Linked DNA regions of Homo sapiens: region 1 is linked to region 2. A link is a loop called in an ENCODE intact Hi-C map of the cell type or tissue named here. Cell type or tissue: HepG2. All regions are shown on one strand. Region 1 overlaps FDXR (ferredoxin reductase). Region 2 overlaps RAB37 (RAB37, member RAS oncogene family).

Region 1 (2,500 bases), 120 kb before region 2:
AGGAGGTGAGTATGGGGAGCACGCCCGCTGCCTCTTCCTCCCCGCCCCTCAGCCCTTGGATGCCAGACCTGGGGGAAGAGGGAGCTGCCATCCAGTGGCGAGCTGTGACATTGTGCTGACTGAGGCGGGAGGCCAGCTGTGGAGGGCCTCGGGGGAGAGCTGGGTCCAGGTGGGGGAGGAGGGACCAGAGTTGTGGACTTTCCCGGTGTGGGGAAGCCCCAGGGCACAGTGGGGACCAGGCATGAGGCACCTGCAGACTGAGATGAACTGAGTGGAGCGAGGCTGGGGGACCCTATCAAGACCTTTCCCCTCCAGCTGGAGCCAGACCTGAGCTGTGACACAGCCGTGATTCTGGGGCAGGGGAACGTGGCTCTGGACGTGGCCCGCATCCTACTGACCCCACCTGAGCACCTGGAGGTGAGTGGTAGGTCAGGGCTGGCGGGGTTGGAGGTGGGGTCACCCTGAGGAGAGAGTGCCCTTGTCTGCAGGGTTCAGGCCTTACCTCTCCAAGCTGGGCTCAGTGCCTCTGTTTCCCCGTGGTGCCCAGGCAGAGGCTCTCTGAAGGGCAGTGCCATGAGCTTCCTCTTCTACCATTTTCCCTTCACTTTCTGCACTCCAGCTAAGTGGCGTTTTTCTCTTACTCTTCAGTAAGCCACATCCCCTGCTTGGATCATCCCCACTCACCTCCCACCAGTTAACAGTTAAAGTTCATCTTTGAGATCTTGGCTCGGTTGTCCCTTCCTCCAGGACTTCCCTGAATTGGTCCACTCCCCCATCGTGCCTCCTCCCATAGACCTGTCTACTTCTGTTTCACCGCATATCATCGCCACAGCAATTTTACACACATTGATGAGTATTTGATGAGTATTTCTCTCCCCAGCAGATCACAAGCTCTGAGAGGGCCTGCTCCTTGTCTCTTTTCCTCACCATTGACCACCCCGCCCCTCCAAGCTCTTTGCATGGGGGTGAGCACATGGTAGAGGCCCACTACATACTTGTTGAATGAAAGTGTGGGCCTGGTGTGCTATTAGTTGGAGCCATTTGCAGAGTTGGCAGCAATGCTCCATCTGGCCACCAGGGGGGAGCAGTGGCGCAATTTTGAGCCGCCAGCCTTCTCCAGGCCCACGGTGGGGACATGACCAAATGGAGAGTCCCCTTTCCTCGGTCAGTGTCTGATGACTCCAAGGCCCTCCTTTTGTGCCAGAGAACGGACATCACGAAGGCAGCCCTGGGTGTACTGAGGCAGAGTCGAGTGAAGACAGTGTGGCTAGTGGGCCGGCGTGGACCCCTGCAAGTGGCCTTCACCATTAAGGTGCTGGGGCCAGAGTGGGAGGAGCCAGGGTTCCAGGTGGAGGGGGCCTCTCCTTAAGGGGTTGGGGTGGGGCAGAGCCCCTGGGAGTAGCTGCTGCCTGGGATGGAAGAAGGGGAGCAGTCAGGGCCCCGGGGGCCCTGTGCCTTTGGGGAGGAGGCGGGTGGTGGTCTCTCCTGCCTGGGCTGGACCCTGGGGTGGGCTCAGGTGGACTGTGTTCTGGGCCTGACCTCCTCCCCCATTCCCTGCTCCCACCTTCAAGGAGCTTCGGGAGATGATTCAGTTACCGGGAGCCCGGCCCATTTTGGATCCTGTGGATTTCTTGGGTCTCCAGGACAAGATCAAGGGTGAGGGGCCCTGGCCTGGCCCCCCAACTACTAGGGAGAGGGTGGCCTAGGTCAGAGAGGGATTGGGGAAGGGCATGCAGGGAGAGGGCCGGGGCCCAGGGACAGCCTGGAGACATTCTACGTTGCTGACAGAGGTCCCCCGCCCGAGGAAGCGGCTGACGGAACTGCTGCTTCGAACGGCCACAGAGAAGCCAGGGCCGGCGGAAGCTGCCCGCCAGGCATCGGCCTCCCGTGCCTGGGGCCTCCGCTTTTTCCGAAGCCCCCAGCAGGTGCTGCCCTCACCAGATGGGCGGCGGGCAGCAGGTGTCCGCCTAGCAGTCACTAGACTGGAGGTGAGTCTCATGTTTCCCAAAGACACCCCCTTCCCAGGCCTCTGCCACCCGCCTGGTGTTGCCCACACTCTCCCCAACAGGGTGTCGATGAGGCCACCCGTGCAGTGCCCACGGGAGACATGGAAGACCTCCCTTGTGGGCTGGTGCTCAGCAGCATTGGGTATAAGAGCCGCCCTGTCGACCCAAGCGTGCCCTTTGACTCCAAGCTTGGGGTCATCCCCAATGTGGAGGGCCGGGTTATGGATGTGCCAGGTGAGAGGGTGTGAGGAGGCTGGGTGCTGAATTATGGTGAGAGGCCGAGAAGCTGGTATCTCCTGGGGCCATGCGTTCATTCATCTAGCAACATGTACTGAGAAGCTTCTGCAGGGCAGGCCCTCTCTAGGACCCAGTGCCGCCCTCCTCTTGGCCCTGAGAGAAGTTCCAGTCTGGCTAGGACATATGTGACATACGTCGGGTCATTAAGTCATTCAACAAACGTTTACTGAGGTCTTTTCTGGGTTAGGCCCTGTGCT
Region 2 (2,500 bases):
CAGGATCTGAAGTCCAGAGAACAGGAGCCTGGAACCAATATTTCCAGGTGCCCCAATGTGCTTGTGTGCTGGAGAAAAGGGGCATGCCTCCAGGGGGGTGTTAGTAAGGCCAGAGATAGCCAGCTAGACCCTACTCTCTGCCCCTTGTCCTCCCCCTCCCATCTCCATATCTCTTATCTTCCCTGAGGCTTTGGTCTTCCTCACAGCACAAGGGCCCACTTATTTGGGAGATGGGGCGAAGATAAGCTCCTGGAGAGCGGGAGACAGTGAAGGCTGGGGTCACCTGAGCCTCTGTCCAGCTGAACTGAGGGTGCGATGGAGTCATTACCTGCCCTCACCCCCAAAGTGCATCTGTGTCCCCTGGGGCTGAGCTGGAGCAACACCACCTTTGTTATGCTTAGGAGGGAGGGCCGGCCCCCCAAGTCCTAGAAAGCAAAAGGGCCACTAGCTCCCAGCCTCGGTTTTTTGGGGATCCAGGCGCCTTTTTTGGTATTAAATTATGTACTATTAAAATAAAAGCTAAGTGTTTTACCCTCCCTGTGGATGCGGGGAGACCGCAGGAACTCAAGTAGGAGTTGGAGTATAGCTCCCTGCTAGGAAGCGGCTGTGCAGTGAGTCCTCCATCTTTCTCCCCATTGGCTCAGCCTCTTGGAATAAGCCAGGCCTGGGAGGGGGAAGGCTGCATCCTGTGTGCCTCCAGAGCCTCCTCTCTGCCCCCTGGGATTCACATGAAGGAGCAGCAGCTGGAGCGCTTCTTCTGGGACTCTACATAGTCTCGGATCTGGAAGCTGGGCTCATCCGCCTGATGCCCGGCCCGGTATTTCAGTTCCCTTGAAGAAGAGACAATGGGCTGGGCTGGGCTGGGCTGGGCTGGGGTGAGGAGCTGAGCCGCCCCCTCCCCTCTCCCAGTGGCCCAGTGCTCCCAGAGCAAATGGACCTCAGCCTGCAGAATGCAGGTGTGTCCAGGGGCTGGGCCAGGGGCCGGGCCCTACTGGATTCCTGGAGTGTGCCGCCCTGCCCCGCACACTTCCCTTCCCTGCCCAGCTCTCACTTGGCGATGGCCAGAAAGGCTAACTCCACATTCATGCCAGTCTTGGCGCTGGTCTCCAGGAAGGGAACACCGTACTCCTGCCCGGGAGAGAGTGTCCTCAGGGCCAGCGTCGGGTTGCCCCCACCCTTCACCCTGTCCCACAGACAATCACTTACCCTGGCCAAGGTCTCTCCGTCTTCGGAACGGATCACTCTTTCGCTGCTCATATCCGCCTGTCAAGCCCAAATGGGTCACTCTGGGGAAGGAGGCCTCCGCCCCAGCGGGCCCATATTTTGCCCCAGAAGCAGGCGTTGCCTGCCCTCTGCTGGTGGCCCAAGGGACTGCAGGCAGGTGTGATTGGCCTGGGGCCAGGGTTTCTGCCCAGTGTAGCTCCCAGCTCTGGGATCTCACCTTTGGTAAAGGGTCTTGGAATAGGACAGCAGTTGGGGCTAACCCTTTGCACTCTTAGCCCCTGACCTGGGACCCTGTTCACTCTGCTCTAATGGGGGCTGAGAACTGGGCACCCCTTGATTTCTCAGGCAACAACTTGGACTTTCCCTGGAAGGGGCAGATGGGATGGGCAGAAGCCTCCAGATATGTCTGACCCCTGAGCTGGAGGCTGCAGAGTCCTTTTCAGGAAGGATGCCTAGATAACTGTTCTTGGGTGGTTATGGGGCCGGCTAGGGCTGAGGAAGTGCAGGGCTGGGCTGACCCTGCCCCGGAGCCACTCACCTTGTTGCCTAGCAGCATGATCACCACGTCCCTCTGGGCATACTCATGAATCTCAGTGAGCCAGGCCTGTGGGAGAGGGCGTGCGAGACTGGCATTCTCTTCCTCCTGCTGCCCCTTTCTTCTTCTGCTCCGTTTGACTATCCTCAGTTACTCACTACCTTGAACACGATACCCTGTGCGTTCTCTCATCTGTACCTTTGTTCTGGCCCATCCAGGCCTGGATGGCCTTCCTTGGTGGCTCAACCCACAATGGCCCCACCCTCACCATTTTATGCTGTGCAACTATCAGTTCTATGGAAGATCCAGATGCATGGAGACCTTATCTCACAAATCAGTTGGCTGTCAGCAGTGATTTCTTGGAGTGTCCTGTTAAAGATTCTAAGACCACATAAGGGTTTCAGTGATCAAAAGTACTGTGATTGATTAGTGATGTCTGCCATGAGCATGGGGTTGGAGGTAGGAGTATGAGTGCCATGGATTTTCCTCTTTCTATATAAACGTTTTATTCTCCTAGTTTGCTTATCAGCAAACTGTCCTTGAGGTCAGGGGATTCATGAAACCTATACAATGTCGTGAACAAAATTGGTGCTTGAATTTATCAAATTTTTGTCTCTATAATAGTTTGGTTGTGAGGATACAACCACTCACTCTGTCTGACTGAGTCACTTTCTTGCAACTTGCCCTGGATGTATGTGTGGACTTTTCTGGTTGTGTTTTTCCCTTGGTCTCTGTGGATAA

The links. Peaks named below come from ENCODE experiments on the same cell type or tissue, not always from the same donor. Only the 100,000 strongest peaks of a DNase experiment are listed, where the experiment ranks them.
Region 1: it touches region 2 in a loop (9-fold over the local background); 96 of 110 quality-filtered maps call a loop at or near these places.

What each region holds. Positions count from the first base shown.
Region 1 is chr17:74,863,636-74,866,135 of GRCh38, reverse strand. FDXR (ferredoxin reductase) reads left to right here. Exons shown (of 12, transcript NM_024417.5): 5 at 1-5; 6 at 316-417; 7 at 1,205-1,312; 8 at 1,572-1,656; 9 at 1,789-1,988; 10 at 2,069-2,240. Among named protein-coding and RNA genes, the nearest start is that of GRIN2C, 5.0 kb to the right of the region's middle. In HepG2, CTCF peaks have their summits at 96 (motif pointing left) and 1,082 (motif pointing right); a DNase peak (open chromatin) is centred at 1,075.
Region 2 is chr17:74,743,636-74,746,135 of GRCh38, reverse strand. It overlaps RAB37 (RAB37, member RAS oncogene family), which reads right to left. Exons shown (of 9, transcript NM_001006638.3): 6 at 1,763-1,828; 7 at 1,207-1,263; 8 at 1,052-1,128; 9 at 1-830. The coding sequence ends at 725. It overlaps SLC9A3R1-AS1 (SLC9A3R1 antisense RNA 1), which reads left to right. Exons shown (of 3, transcript NR_187307.1): 3 at 1-536. Among named protein-coding and RNA genes, the nearest start is that of MIR3615, 3.7 kb to the left of the region's middle. In HepG2, CTCF peaks have their summits at 713 and 1,348 (motif pointing left); DNase peaks (open chromatin) are centred at 715 and 1,355; H3K4me3 peaks cover 597 bases; H3K27me3 peaks cover 19 bases.